2 separate regions of the Homo sapiens genome follow, and region 1 is linked to region 2. A link is an interaction called in ENCODE POLR2A ChIA-PET data of the cell type or tissue named here. Cell type or tissue: PC-9. All regions are shown on one strand. Links, peaks and the distances in the headings refer to the core of each region. The heading gives the core; the rest is flanking DNA.

Region 1 (8,342 bases), core at 231-8,230, 94 kb before region 2:
GTCTTTACAGCATATATCACTACCTGAAGGCTTCTTGTTATCTTATTTTTGTTTTCTGACTCCACCACTTAAGGTGTAAGCTCCTTGAGAGCAGAGACCTAGCCAGTCTTATTCAAATCTGTGTTCCCAGCACTTGGCCCAGACCCTGGCACACAGTAAGTGCTCAATAAATATTTGATGAGTAAATGGATATTCACCACATAGTACAGGACCTCTCACTGTACTCGTAAAAGACATTGAATGAACAAATTCATGAGAAAACCAAGCTGTATGCTAGGCACTGGGCCCACCTTTATAACCTAAGATACAGTTCTTTTGGACTTTATGGTCTACTGGGAAACAAATGCATAAATCAACCTTTTAAACAAAATATGCGTAACAGTTTGAATATGATGGGGAGTAAGAAGTGGCATAGTCTTTTATTTTCTTAAATAAAATGTTGCTGGCTATAGGGGCTAACACCTGTAATTCCAGCATTTTTGGAGGCCAAGGGGGTTGGATCACTTGAAGCCAGGAGTTTGAGACCAGCCTGGGCAACAAAGTAGAACCTCATTTTTACAAAAGAATTTTTAAAATTAGCTGGGCATGGTGGTGCACAACTGTAGTCCCAGCTACTTGGGAGGTTGAGGCTGGAAGATCACTTGAGCCCAGGATTTGGAGGCTGCAGTGTTATGATCATGCCACTGCACTCCGGCCGGGGTGACAGAGTGAGACTGAGACCTCGTCTCTAAAAAAATAATTAAATTAAATTAAAACTAAAGAAAATGTGATCTGCTCCGGGTCCTCTTTCCACTGAGGTGGCAGCAGATTCAATCTCAGTCATTATTGGGCCTCTCCCCACAACCTCTACAGTTATAAGGAGGTCCGAGGAGTCCAAAAGATCCAGGAAGGGCCCTTTAATCTTCAGCTCCATATGCACCTGGCTTTAGCCTCTGTCATTCCTTGAAGGATTGGCTGCTTCTTTTTTTTTTTTTTTTTTTTTTTTTTTTTTGAGACAGAATCTGGCTGTTGCCCAGGCTGGAGCTGGAGTGCAGTGGTGCAATTTCGGCTCACTGCAACCCCTGCCTCCCAGGTTCAAGCGATTCTCCTGCCTCGGCCTCCTGAGTAGCTGGGATTACAGGCACACACCACCACACCCAGCTAGTTTTTGTATTTTTAGCAGAGATGGAGTTTCACCATATTGGTCAGGCTGGTCTTGAACTCCTGATCTCCTGATTCGCCCGCCTCGGCCTCCCAAAATGCTGGGATTACAGGCGTGAGCCACCACGCCCGGCCAGGATTGGCTGCTTCTTGGCCAACCTAGGACTTGGGGAAAAAGGATAGATAAGAGAGGTTGAGGGGTTTTGTGGGAGCAAACTTTCGATCCAGTCTACTCACAGGACCTCCCAAAAACTCCATGCCATTTTCATCTCTGAAATTGCTTTGAACATGCCTCTGGTCTGTGAATCCCACCTGTCTTTACCTAAGCCCTTCTCTTCTTTTCCTCCTCCCTTAGGACTGTCCTACAAAATTTCCCTTAGGTGGTCTATCTCACTGCTTCCCACAAATGAGAAAGGGGAATAAGGTGTTACAAATGGCCAATTATTCATGTGAAACAGAACTCTTACATCTCCCTCCACCAAGCTGCTCCCCTTTCAGAATTTCCTATCTCAATGAAAACATCACCTTCCTCCTTGTCACCAAGCCTAGTAAAGCTGACTCCTTTGTGATTTCTCCTTCTCCTTCATCTAACAAGCCACTGAATCCTGCCAACTATTACACCTCCATGGCTCCCCCTTTCCACTCTAACCATCCCTTTGGTTGAGCTCATTACCTCAGGCCTATATTTGAACAAGAGCATCCTACTTGATCTATTATAATTGCTCCTCAGTTCAATCCATCCACAAATGATCCAAGAGCTATTCCAAAAGAACCCATCTGACCATGTCACTCCCATAATGGTTTGTCACTTTATGTAGAATAAAACAGACCAACTTTGTTAGCATGGCATTCAAAGTACTCTATCATTTAGACCCTACATAACGAACTTTATCCCCCACTATTCTTCTCTATCCCCCAGGACCTCCACCCAAACTTATCAGCCTATTAGCCATTTCCCCAGCATGTTTCCCATATCCTTCCATTTCTACCTTTTCTCCAAAGCTATTTTTCCTACTTGAAATATCCTTTGCCTTGCTACCCTTTAACTGCCCCATTCCCTCAACATCCACCCAGTCAAGAGTACTCATTTGTTAGAGTCCAACCCTATCTAATCCAAAAAGAAGGAATTAACATTTACCTAGAAAAGGAGTGAAGCATTGTAGTTAGAGGCATGGGATCTGGAGCCAGACTGGGTTTCACTCCTAGTTCTCTGCCATTCCCTAGTTACGTAACTCGGGTGGGTTACTATGCTTCAGGTCCCTCATCTGTAAATCGGGATATATATCATAATATATACTATGTGAGTATTTGATATTATGAGACAAATATGGTGTAAGAACTTGTCATATATTACCTACTTTAATCCTCCCAACTACTTTGAGAGATATTATTATTCAAATTTTACAGATGGCCTCTTAAGACTCAAATAATTTACTTATGGGCACACAGCTGGTGGAAATGGAAAGCTGGAATTCAACCTCAAATCTGTCTGGACCAATGCCCAGGTTCTCTTTACAGCACTGGAAAGAGCACTAGGAAAGAAGCAGAGAGGTCTAATCTCTCAAACTTACTCTCAGGTGGAGACCGTAAAAGAGAATGTGTGTGCTGGTAAGGAGCATAGAGAAACACAGGAGCATGAGGAAGTAATATTAGGCTCAGAGTCAAAGGCAGTTGACAGGCCAATATGTAACCCGACAAGGGAAAAAAAATGACAGGAAACATGGGTGTGAGCCCAAGAGCAATATCAGACTTTGTTACTGAGAAAAGGTAACAAAACAGTTAACTTGAGAAGACAGGTGTTACATCTAACATCTTAACTTTAAGGAGCCTAGCACAAAATCAGGGACTTGAAGAGTTTAAAGAAGTCACTTGGCCAGGTGCTCTGGCTCACACCTATAATCCTAGCACTTTGGGAGGGACACGAGGCAGGAGGACGGCTTGAGCCCAGGAGTTCAAGGTTGTAGTAAGCCATGATGGTGCTAATGCCCTCCAGCCTGGGTGACAGAGGGAGACCCTGTCTTAAAAAAAGTCACTCCATTATCTCACCCAGTTCTTAAAGTACTGAAAGAAAAACCATCAACCTAGAATTCTAAAGCTAATAAAAATATTTTTCTAAAGTGAGGGAAGAAGTAAAGACTTTTTCAGACAAAATCTGAGATAAATCATCAGCAGCAAGGTTACATGACAAGAAATGTTCAAGAAGCTCTTCAGGCAGATGGAAAATAATATCTAATAGAAAACTGGATCTACACAAAGCAGCAGAAATGGTAAACAAGTGGTAAATAAAGATGTTTTCTAATTCTCAATCTCTTTAAAAGATGATGAACTCTTTAAAGCAAAAACAATAGCAACATATTGTAGGTTTATAACTTTTGTATAAGAAAAAAGGTACCACAACAGCAGCACAAGGGACAGGAGGAAGGAAATGGAAGCATACTGTTGTTAGGTGCACACACACACACACACACACACACACACACAAGTGAGGTAATATACATGAAGTGGTATATTATTTAAAGGTATACTGTGACTATGATGAGTTAAAGCCATATATTTAAACAACAGTTGCTAAAATCAAATAAAGAGGTGTAGCTAATAAGCCAATAGTGAAGATAAAATGGAGTCACAAAAAATAATCCACAAAAAAGGATAAGAAAAGAAAAATACAGAAAACAAAAAAACAAGATAGATTTAATCTTAACTCTATCAATAATTACATTAAATGTGAATGGTCTAAATATTCCCAATTAGAAGGCAGACATTGTCAGATTGCATTTAAAAAAAAAATCCAACTGAATGCTATCTACAAAAAACTTACTTTAAATATAAAGACATCAACAGGTTAAATGTTAAAGGATGGACAGACTTCCATTTTGTGGTGTTATGAAGAGATCTGCAAATCCTCCTCTTCAAAAGTAAATATAAAACTGGAAAAAACTGACAAAAATAAACATTTCAGGCATCTGAAAATGAACCAAAGGTAGACCAAAAACTGAGAAGCATTTACTCTTTAAAAATTGCTAGAGATTTAGGTATTAAGTATTAAAAGAAATTTGGTTTCTTGACCTCAGTCCCTACATTGTGAGCTGAATAACTCTTTGTTTCAGAGACTGTCCAGGCATTGCAGAATGTTAAGCAGTATCTCTGGCTTCTAGCTACTAGGTGCCGGCAGCATTTCCCCATTTGCGACAACCAAAAATGTCTCCAGACTTTTCCAAATGTCCCCATGGGGGCAAAATCAGGAAGATAAACAAAAATAAATCTAAATGCACCTAGCAAAGAGCCCTAAAACACAGAAAGTAAAAACTGACAGTAGAGAATGTAGAAATAAACAATTCAGTTGAACGATTATAGTTGGTGTTTTGATACTCCTCTCTTGGAGTATCAATTTATAAAACAATTAGAAAATCAGTAAGTATATAGAGGGCTTGAACAACATTATCAATCAACTTGACCTAACCAACATATAGAGAACATGTCACTAGCAAAGGCCGAATACACATTTTTTTGGTCAAACATATATGGAACACTCTACAGGACAGACATACGCTAGGTCTTAAAACAAATCTCAATGCATTTTAAAGGATTAGAATAAAAGAAAGTAATTTTATCTAGGCACCATAAAATTAAGTTAGAAGTCAACAAGATATTTGGGATATCTCAAATGTTTAAACTTAAAAATTAAGTGACATACTTTTAATTTTTCTTTTTTTGGAGACAGGGTCTCACTTTGTAACCTAGGCTGGAGTGCAGTAGCACGATCACAGCTCCCTACACCCTCAACCTCCCAGGCTCAAGAAATCCTTCTATCTCAGTCTCCTGAATAGCTAGGACCACAAATGTGTGCCACCATGTCCACGTTTTTTGTTGTTATTGTTGTTGTTGTTGTTTTGTTTGTTTGCTTTTCTGCAGAGACAGGGTCTCCCTATTTTGCCCAGGCTGGTCTCGAGCTCCTGGGCTCAAGTGATCCTCCCGCCTCGGCCTCCCAAAGTGCTGGGATTACAGGTGTGAGCAACTGTGCCTGGCCAAAATGACACAATTCCAATAACCATAGGTCGAAGAAATCACACAGGAAATTAGAAAATAGCTTGAACTGAATGAAAATGAAAACACAACATATAAACATATGTGAGAAGCAGCTAATGATGCCTATAGGGAACCTTTTAGCATTAGATATTTATATTAGAAGAAAAGAAAGGTCTTGAATCAGTGGTCTAAGTGCCACCTTAAGAATTAGAAAAAGAACAAATTGAACCCCAAAAAAGGAGAAGAAAGAAAATGCACTACAGATCAGAAATCAATGGACAAAACAAAGCAAAACAAAAAACAATTGGAAAACAATCAATGAAACCAAAAGCTGGTTCTTTAAAAAGATCAATAAAATTAATAAACCTCTAGCCAGACTGATAAGCAAAAAAAGAGAGAGAGAGAAGACGACATAAATTACCAAGATCAGGAATGAAAAAGAAGACATCACTGATCCTAAAGACAAGGCAAGGATTCCTCCTCTGACCACTTCTACTTGCCTTTGTACTTGTTATACTAGCTGGTACAATAAAGCAAGAAAAACATAAATAAAAGGCATACAGATGAGAAAGAAGGAAGCGAAGTCATTTTTATTCTAAGACATGATCATCTATGTAAAATATTCAAAGGTCACAAGACACAGAGTTAATATAGAAAAATAAATTGTATTTCTATATTACTAGCAAAGAAGTGGAAATTGAAATGAAAAAAGTACAATTTATAATAGTATCTCAAAAAGGAAATATTTAGGGATAATGTAACAAAATATGTACAAGATCAATATATTGAATACTACAAAACACTTGAGAGAAACTTAAAAAGACTCAAATAAATGGAGAAATATAGTGTGTTTATGGATCAAAGGACTCAATATTGTTAAGATGTCAACTCTTCCTAAATCAATCCATACAGTCAGTGTAATTCCATTCAATGCCCAACCAGCACCCCCCACCTGCCCCGCATTTTTTTTGGTAAGAATTAATAAGCTAGTCCTGAAATTCAAATAGAAATGCAAAGGGTGACACTCCTATTTGGCAGCCATTTCTCTTAAAGCTCAGTGGTTCTGGACCTGCAGTATCTGCTGAGTTAGGAGGGACAGGAGAGTAGCAGCTAGGTCGGTGGCAAATAGCCCGCAACATTCCCTTTAGTTACAATGAGTTTACCCCTCAATCTCAAATATTTCCTCAGTGGATTAACAGGAGAGCCAGTGATGGTGAAGCTTAAGTGGGAATGGAGTATAAGGGCTACCTGGTATCTGTAGATGGCTATATGAACATGCAGCTTGCAGATACAGAATTCATAAATGAGGCATTGCCTGGACATCTAGGTGAAGTTTTAATAAGGTGTAATAATGTCCTTTATATCAGAGATGTGGAAGAAGAGGAAATGGGGAAATGAGTGAATAGCATCTTTTGAAGAGGATTTTTTAAATATGTATTTCTAGACAATAAAGATTTGTTTTTCAAAAAAAAAAAAAGCAAAGGGCCTGGAGTAACAAAAACCATTTTGAAAAAGAACAAAGTAATTTCAAGACTCACTATAAAGTTACAGTAATCAAGGCAGTGTGGTATTTATGTAAGCACAGAGATACAGATCAATGAAACAGAATACAGGGTCCAGAAATAGATCCATCTACATGGTCAACTGAAATTTGAAAAATATGTCAAAATTACTCAATGGAGAAAGGATAGTCTTTTCAACAATTGAATATCCATGTGCAAAAATATGAAGCTTAACCCTTGCCCTCATAACACATACAAAGGTTAACTCAGAGTGAATGACAAGACTTAAATGTCAGAGCTAAAACTACAAAACTTCTAGAAGTAAACATAAACAAAAATATTCATGACTTTGTTAGGGAAAAACTTCTAAGACCTTTGGAAAAGCATGGACCATAGAAGAAAAAATTGATAAACTGAACTTCTGCAAAATTAAAAAAATTCTGCTCCCCAAATTACATAATTTAAAAAATAAAAAGGCAAGCCACAGACTGGGAGAAATATTTGCAAAATATAAAGGACTTATATCTAGAATATGTTTTTAAAGACACACACACATACACAAATCCATATAAATACTAACAATTTGGCTTAAAAAAAAGGACAAAAGATTTGAACAGACACTTGACTGAAGAAGGTATTTATCAATGCAAATAAACATGTGGAAAGATGCTCCATATCATTAAACACCAAGGAAATGCAAATTTACACCAAAATAAGATGCCACTAGAATAGCTAAACTTAAAAAGACTTACAATATCAAGTGTTGGCAAGGATGTGGAGCAACTGGAGCTCATACGCTGCTGCCAAGTAGTATAGCCACTTTGGAAAACTGTTTGGGAGTTTCTTATATAATTAGATATATACTTACCATATGATCCAGCAGTCTCACTCCTGGATTTATCAAAAAGCAATGAAATCATATGTCCACTCAAACGCTTGTACTCAACAGTTCATAGAAGCTTTATTCATAATAGACACAAATTTATATGTGCTTATATATGTATATGTTTATATGTTTATATATGTAGTCATGTTTATATAACTACACATATTTATCAAAACTCATTGAATTCATACTTAAACAAGCCAACTGTTTATTATCTAGTAAATGAACAAATAGTGGTATAATTATACAATGAAATACTACTCAGCCATGAAAAGGAATGGACTACTGATACACTCAACAGAAGGAATGGACTGCAGAGACACTCAACAGCACAGATGAATCTCAAAAGCATTACAGTAAAGAAGCCCACCACAGAAGGGTCCATGCTGTACATCCGATACCATTTTTCTGAAATTCTAGAAGAGCTAAAAGTGTTGAAAGCAGATCAAAGGCCAGACGTGGTGGCTCACACCTGCAATCCCAGCATGTTGGGAGGCCAAAACAGGCAGATCTCTTGAGCCCAGAAGTTCAAGACTAGCCTGGGCAACATGCCAAAACCTTATCTCTACTAAAAATACAAAAAAAAAAAAAAAAGCAAAAACAAAAACAAAAAAAAAAAAACAAAAAACCAGCTGGGTGTGGTCGCACACAGCTGTAGTCCCAGCTACTCAGGAGGCTGAGGTGGGAGGATCACCTGAACCCAGGGAGATAAGGCTGCAGTGAGCCGTGATCACACCACTACACTCCAGCCTGGGTGACAGTAAGACCCTGTCTGTCAAAAAAAAAAA
Region 2 (8,342 bases), core at 113-8,112:
GTGGTGGGTGCCTGTAACACCAGCTACTTGGGAGGCTGAGGCAGAAGAATCTCTTGAACCCAGGAAGCAGAGGCTGCAGTGAGCCGAGATCGCGCCACTGCACTGCACTCTGTCTCAAAAAAAAAAAAGAACTGAGAAACAAGATATTCTCCAAGATGCCTGTGGTGTCCCAGAATCCTCAAACCACAGGAAGAATATCTCGATGGGGGGAATGGGAAGAAGGCAGTGGTCCTGATGGTGCCAGACCACAGGGGATCCCAGAAGGACTGCCCATGTCAGCCTGGTCACCCCTAGACATGTTGCAGCCGTAGGTTTCAGTTTCCCCTTAGCCCTGCTCACCTGCACGTACAGCGTGGTATGGACTCCCCATCCCTATTTCCATTTGCACCTGACTCTTAGGGCCCCAAAGCCATGGCTACCACTGGGGGTGCCTTTCTCTTCCTCCTGCTTTCTCTCTCTCCTGCTTCCATCCGAATTCAAGATCCTCAGAAAGGCCAGGCACAGTGGCTCACAACTGCAATCCCAGCATTTTGGGAGGCCAAAGCAGGACGATCGCTTGAGCCCAGAAGTTTGAGGCCAGCCTGGGAAACATAGACTCCATCTTTACAAAAAACACAAAAATTAGCTGGGTGTGGTGGCATGTACCTGTAGTCCCAGCTACTTGGGAGGCTGAAATAGGAGGCTCAACTGAGCCATGATTGAGACACTGCACTCCAGCCTGGGTGACAGAGAACCCTGACTCAAAAAAAAAAAAAAACGATCTTCAGAAGCCTTCCCTGGTTAAGCCTTCCAATATCTCCTCACTTTTATTCTCAGTGTCTCCTTAATACCCTGATACTCTGTTTCACACTGATAAAAATGGTGGCCCTGTCGCCTGGGGAACAAGAGCAACGCTTTTGCTTTGGATATTAACTGACCATTTTTGCATCTCTGTGCATGGAATGGTTATGGGTCATGAAGATTTTGAAAAAAGAAAGTGACTTTAGCGAGGGGGAGGGGTATAGAGCAAAGAATCATGTCAATTAGTTTTGATGTTGCTTTGTACATGCCCTGATGCCTTTCTCCGATCTCTTATCCCCCCAGTTTGCACAGGAAGGTCCCAAGAGAGACAGATGTCCTTAAGACAGAACCTAAGTCTACACTAAGCAAAGGGTGAACCACTGGCACAGTATAGCATGCTCACATTCCACCAGCCCCTTGCCCATGTGACCCTCGCCCAGTGTCTCCCAGGGTAGCAACAGTCAGAGGTCATTCTCAGCAGGGATTCACTGACTGCTTAAGCTGGATGAGCGACCAGGGTGTGACCGTGTAAGCATCCGGCACCAACAGTCCATAGGAACTGTGTCGAAACACCTTTCCCGTGTATGTGCCATTTCAAGGTCTGTGAAACTAGTACAGCCCACTGTAGCAACGGGAGTGAGGGTGTTACACTTTGTGCTGGTGAAAGGGAAAGAGAAGGAAGGCAGAGAAGTGGGGAGACAGGAGGGAAGACTACATGCATATGAGCATCACAGAAATAGAAGGAAGGAAATATACCTTTTTTTCCCCCCTCTGGTATTTTGTGCCAGGTATTGTCTTATTTAGTCCTCACAACAATCCTTAAATGTGGATGTTATCATCCTTCTTTTATGGAAGAGGAAAGTAGAAAACAGGAAAGGGATGCAATAATTGGCCCAAAGGTCACACAACTTGTAAATGATAAAATCAAGAGTTAAACTGAAATGTGTGTGAGCCCAAACTTCATGGTCTTTTTCCCATCCTGTTGTGGAAACCCAGGCACATCACATTTGATTAAGTGTTTAAGCTGATGGCCGGGCGCGGTGGCTCACTCAATTCCAGCACTTTGGGAGGCCAAGGTGGGCGGATCACGAGGTCATGAGATCGAGACCATCCTGGCCAACATAGTGAAAGCCCGTCCCTACTAAAAATACTAAAAATTAGCTGGGCATGGTGGCGCATGTCTGTGGTCCCAGCTATTTGGGAGGCTGAGGCAGGAGAATCGCTTGAAACTGGGAGGTGGAAGTTGCAGTAAGCCAAGATCGTGCCACTGCACTCCAGCCTGGGCGACAAAGCGAGACTCCGTCTCAAAAAAAAAAAAGTGTTTAAGCTGATGTTGGTGATTATTCTAGAACACCTCCATGCTCTCCACACCCCCATCCCAGAACATTTCACTCTCCCAGGCCACTCAAAAAAATAAACATAAAAATAAACAAACAAGCAAAGCAAACAAACACACCCCACAGTTTGGTAGACAAGAGAACCAATGAGCAAGGGGCACTGTGTGAAGTCATATAGCTGGTCAGTGATAGAGGTGAGACCAGAAGTGGGAGTCCAGGTCCTTAGACTCCCTCTCCAGTGCTCTTCCCAGGCTGAGCTATAACCAGTCTTCCAGTCTTTTTTTTTTTTTTTTTAATTTTAAGAGACAAGGTCTCACTCTGCCATCCAGGTTGGAGTGAAGTGGTGTGATCACGGATCACTGCAGCCTTGACCTCCCAGTCTCAAGCAATCCTCCCACCCCGGTTTCACAAGTGGCTGGAATTACAGGGGTAAGCCACTGCACCCAGCTATCTCTCCCGTTCTTAGAATCCTTCAGGAAAGGAAATCCCCCAGCCTTCCTGTTCTAATCTCTCTTAAATTGGTCCATTCCTTTCCAAACCTCTGATGACTTTAAGTGAAATAACCTATATAAAGCATATATTGGGCACCAAAAAATTTGTTATTCCTTTCTTCTACCTGAATGATTATTCTTTTACCTGAAAAATTATTTTATTAGGCACCAAAAAAATTATTATTCCTTTTTCTCACCTGAATGATGAATGATTGAAACAGACCACTAACTAGTCTGTCTCCTTGCTGACCCCCTAAAGTATCTGCTCTCCACTGCCAGGATAATCTTCCTACAGGGCAGCTCTGATCATGTCATTCTTCCTTTTTTTTTTTTTTTGAGACAGGGTCTTGCTCTGTCGCCCAGACTGCAGTGCAGTGGCAGGATCTTGGCTCACTGCAACTTCCACCTCCCAGGCCCAAGCGATCTTCTCCCATCCTAGCCTCCTGAGAAGCTGGGACTACAGACGTGGTCGCCACCACAACTGGCTAATTTTTTGTCTTTTTGGTAGAGATGGGGTTTCACCACGTTGCCTAGGCTGATTGCAAACTCAAGCGATCTGCCTGCCCCGGCCTCCCAAAGTGCTAGGATTACAGCCGTGAGCCACTGCACCCTTTTATTCATGGGGGATGTGCGATGGCTGTAATATAAGAGCAGTGCCTGCACATCCCCCATGAATAAAAGTGACTTTGCTCTTTTGAATATTTTTATAATTTGTAATGTGCTCTACTGCATTTATGTGCATTCTGCTTTGGATTATCCCTACTAGTGACTAGAATAAAAATAATAGCTTTTATTTGTATAGGTATTTATAGCTACAAAGCACTTTTATAGACATTAGCCCACTAATCTTAAGAATAATGCTGGCCATGGTGGCTCACGCCTGTAATCCCAGCACTTTGGGAGGTCGAGGCGGGCGGATCACCAGAGGTCGGGAATTCCAGATCAGCCTGGCTAACATGGTGAAACCCTGTCTCTACTAAATATATAAAGTTAGCTGGGCATGGTGATGCGCGCCAGTAATCCCAGCTACTCAGGAGGCTGAGGCAGGAGAATCACTTGAACCCGGGAGGTGGAGGTTGCAGTGAGCTGGGATAGTGCCACTGCACTCCAGCCTGGGTGACAGAGTGAGACTCAGTCTCAAAAAAAAAAAAAAAAAGAAAACAAAACACAACAAAAAAAAAACGAATAAAGATGGCTGGGCACGGTGGCTCATGCCTGTAATTCCAGCATTTTGGGAGGCTGAGGCAGATGGATCACCTGAGGTAGGGAGTTCAAGACTGGCCTGGCCAACATGGTGAAACCTCATCTCTACAAAAATACAAAAAGTAGCCGGGCATGAAGGCAGGTGCCTGTAATCCCAGCTACTTGGGAGGCAGAGGTGGGAGAATCGCCTGATCCTGGAGGACAGAGGTTGCAATGACCCGAGATTGCGCCATTGCACTCCAGCCTGGACGACTGAGGGAGATTCCATCTCAAAAAAAGATTACCTCTTATTTATTTATTAACACAGTTACCAACACAACTTTTAAGTAACATCCTTCATTTTTTGTTTGGTTTTTTGTTTGTTTTTGAGATGGAGTCTCGCTCTGCTGCCCAGGCTGGAGTTCAGTGGCACAATCTCCGCTCACTGCAATCTCCACCTCCTGGATTCAAGCAATTATCCTGCCTCAGCCTCCAGAGTAGCTGGGATTACAGGCACATGCCACCAGGCCCAGTTAATCTTTGTATTTTCAGTAGAGACAGGGTTTCATTATGTTAGCCAGGCTGGTCTTGAACTCCTGACCTCAGGTGATTCACCCTTCTCAGCCTCCCAAAGTGCTGGTACAGGCGTGAGCCACTGCGCCCAGCCTCTATGTTTGTTTTTTAAAGAGACAGGGTTTCACTCTGTTGCCCAGGCTGGAGTGCAGTGGTGCAATCATAGCTTACTGTAACCTCAAACTCCCCAGGTCAAGTGATCCTCCCACCTCAGCCTCTCAAGTAGCTAGGACTACAGGTGCACACCACCATGTCTGGCTAATTTTTAAATTTTTGTATAGATAAATCTCGTTCCATTGCTCAAGATGAACATTCTTACTTTTATCATTTCAACATGTATCTACAAACATCTCATTACATACAAAACATTCTTTTCCACTAAGCCTTTAAACCGCATGGATTACCTCGTATTTATCTTTGTCTCCCCCAGGATACTTAGCACAATGTTTTACACGAAGTACATGCTCCAGTACAGAACTGTTAATACTGTGTTCTCAGCGTGGTCTGACCAACCCAGAGGAGAAGAGTTAACAGCTCCTCATCATAGGATCAGAGGTTTGGAGGCTGTTTGAAGGCAAAATTGTAATGTATTTTTCCAAGTAGACACCCCACAGCATTTATCAGATTCTTAAGTTTAGAGATCTCCAAAATAATAAACACCACAGTTCTAGTTTCTATAATCTCTAGGAAATGCTGCCTAAGACTATATATTAAGACGCTGGGAAATGCTGCCTAAGACTGTATATATATAACTCTTGGGGCACCTTATCACAATCGATTCATATTGAGCTTATAGGATTACCCCACTCCATGAAGAAACTCATCCATTTACCTGCATTTTGGGTGGGAGGGGGGTGCAATGTGGTTCCCTCAAGGTCAGGGACCACACTCAATTCAAGGTTGTATTCCTAGAATTTAGCACAAACCTGCTATTGAGGAATAATAATTACAAGAACCATGAGCTGTTGAGTCACCATTTACATGCATCAGGCACTGCTCTAAGTAGTTCATTAATTAACTCATTTCATTTTACAACAAATTTTGTCTGGTATTATTATTTCCCTCATCTTACGTATGAGGAAAGTGATGCACAGATAAGTTAAATAACTTTTCCAAGGTCATACAGCTTGTAAGTGGTGGAGCCAGGCTTTGAACCCAAGTAATCTGGCTCCAAAGCCGTGCTCTTAACCATCTGCCGAACTTGCACTGCCAGTCATTTGATAAATGAGTGAATAAATGTAAGAATGAATGAGAAGAGGCACTGAAGATGTTTTTGCTGAATGAACAATCAACCAATCATTAACCCACCTTTTGTCTCTACCCTGTATAATCTATAGGATTATCATGAGAGTCCTTCTCAAACTTTCCTTGCATTCAACTAGAGAATCTCTCCAAGTAATTCCCTATCTATCAGTATAGAATTCCTGTCAGTAACATTAAAAAGCTTGGTTTAATTCTTAGTGAACTACTCTTAGTGGACTAAGAACTATGAGTGAACTAAGTTTTCTCAGAACACCAAGCACTAGGCAAGGGTTTTACCTGTCCTCTTCACTGCTGTGCACGTAGAAGAGTGTCAGTGCACATTCAATGTACAATGGTGGAATGAATGCCCAAAAGATAAAATGCAAACTCCTTCAGTGGCTCTGGCGAGATTAAACTGCTTTCAGTTCACCTCATTCACCACACTCCATTCCCCATCCTGCCCCAATTCCTACTCATTGTTCAGATCTCTGCAAACACTTAATTTCCTCCAAGAAGTCTGACCATCAAAAAGGCCCCACTGATGAGTTCACAAGGCAACCCATATTTCCCCCACTCAATGACTTAAAAGTACCTAAAGTCACTAGTAAACAATCAAGATGTTAGTCAAATTAATGAATAAATGAATGAGTTCCTTTTTAACATGATCTGATAGACTTAAACCCTTGTGATCCTATTGTCTTCCAGAAATGACTTTAAGAACCACTTGTGTCATTACTGGCTCTTGGGGAAGCTCCATCTCATTCAGGACTCGAGCCTCATGAACATTTTTTTTCTCACAGTCCCCTTCAGCATAGCACAGAAGGAACACAGGTTCTAGAGGTTTCCTGACCTAGACTCAAATTTTGGCTCCTCTCAAGTTAATTGTACAAGCTCTTTATTATTATTATTATTTTCAGAGACAGGGTCTCACTCTGTCACCCAGGCTACAGTGAAACCTGGATGCAATCAGAGTGGTGCAATTATAGCTCACTGCAGCCTCAAACTCCTGGGCTCAAAAGATCCTCCCACTTCAGCCTCCTGAGTAGCTGAGACCACAAGTGTGCGCCATCACACCCTAATTGTTTTTATTTTTATTTTTAGTAGAGACAAGGTCTTGCTATGTTGCCCAGGCTGGTCTCAAACTCCTTGGCTCAAGTGATCATCCCATGTCAGTCTCCCAAGTGCTGAGATTACAGCATAAGCCACTATTCCTGGCCCCTATCTTTTAATTTAAAAAAAAAAAAAAATCTGCCTCCTTAAAGTCTAGAGTGAAAATCTAATATCTCTGGCTACAATGTTCCTCTCCCAGGATCCCAAAACAACCCATTTGCAAACCACCTCCCTTTTCTTGGTGAGAATTAAATCCACTCTACTGGTGCTCGCAGTCACAGCAATTTCTTTCACTCTCTGGGAGACACACAGCATGGCGAGTCAGGAATGGGACAAACACTCTGCTTTCAGAAAATGAGGGCTCTTAGGGAGACGTCAATAGTTGAAGGGCTCCATCATTACTACTATCTGGGCTTTGCTTAGTTTATTACCTGAGACAAAAAGAACTCATACCTGATTCTTCTACCTGGCAAGGCAAACTGTAGTTTTTCCTCAAAATGGAATCCTTTTGGCCCTCTACTCTTCTTCCCTCATCCTTATAACTTACGGTTTGCTGCAAAGGACGCCATCTAGTATGAGAGAAAGAGAGAAAGATGTGGCTGGAGAGAATGCTTCCACTCAAGCTTCTTCCTGGTGGGCTTGGCTTAGCGAGGCTTGAGGAATGAGCCACGTGTGTGAAACAACTCTCTAATATTAGGCACCCACCTCTATGGTGGAACAGTGGCAGGAGTGACACAGTCATGATGGAAGGATAACAGTTTCCAAAGAGGCAAACAATCTTTGGCTTCTCTGAAATACTGTGAAGCCTCTGCTAGGTGAGACTTCCTACAGAGAGTTCTCAGGAAGAGGAAGGAGTGAATTGCTAAGGCTTCCTTCAGCCACAGGTCTTATTTCTGCTTCAGGACTACAGTGAACCTCTCTCTTCTTCCTTCTCTATACCCTGAGGGCCTCTGCTCCCCAAAGCACAAATGTCTTCTGATTCTTTAGTCTCCTTAACCAGGGTGATGATTTGGGGTGAGTGAATTCCATCCCAATGTCCCAGTGTTTTGGGGAAGTAAATTTCCCAAAGACAAAGCCACTAATTGGGTCGGCACGAAACTCCAAAGTGTTGCAGGATAGGTCCTTTCACGGGTCATGTTGTGATCTGCGGGGTAGGCGTTCAGTTCCAGCATTGCTACTAACTGCATGACCTTGAGAAAGTCACTTTTTCTCAGGGAAGTGATGGCCCAGGTCCTTTCCAGTTTTGATACTCTATGTGATCTTACAAAATGCAAGAACAAGCTGGGAGAGGTGGCTCATGCCCGTAATCCCAACACTTTGGGAGGCCGAGGTGGGAGGATCACTTGAGACCAGAAGTTCGAGATCAGTCTAGGCAACATAGTGAAATCCTGTCTCAACAGAAAAAGAAAAAAAAAAAAGGCAAGAATAGTCCCTCAAGTTTCATTTTATAAAACAGATGCAAAATAAAGCAGATATGAAAATACCAAAACAAGAAATCTGCCTTAATTTCCCCAGGATCCTCCAAGTCCCAAACCTTCTATTAGTGTTGCTCAGAAGGCAGCAATATGACTTGATCAGATTATCCCACATCTCTTCCTTCCTTGGAAGGTAGACATAGAAATAAAAA

The links. ChIA-PET counts read pairs that join two places held together with the same protein. Peaks named below come from ENCODE experiments on the same cell type or tissue, not always from the same donor. Only the 100,000 strongest peaks of a DNase experiment are listed, where the experiment ranks them.
Region 1: POLR2A ChIA-PET joins it to region 2 with 7 read pairs; 12 of 35 experiments call an interaction of 5 or more read pairs at or near these places.

What each region holds. Positions count from the first base shown.
Region 1 is chr1:204,388,222-204,396,563 of GRCh38, forward strand. It overlaps the pseudogene LOC124904489 and a transcript of PPP1R15B not described here. Among named protein-coding and RNA genes, the nearest start is that of PPP1R15B, 19 kb to the right of the region's middle. In PC-9, for the core only: no CTCF peak of the experiment used is centred there; no DNase peak of the experiment used is centred there.
Region 2 is chr1:204,482,648-204,490,989 of GRCh38, forward strand. All of the region lies in intron 1 of PIK3C2B (phosphatidylinositol-4-phosphate 3-kinase catalytic subunit type 2 beta), which reads right to left. Among named protein-coding and RNA genes, the nearest start is that of PIK3C2B, 8.0 kb to the right of the region's middle. In PC-9, for the core only: no CTCF peak of the experiment used is centred there; a DNase peak (open chromatin) is centred at 4,444.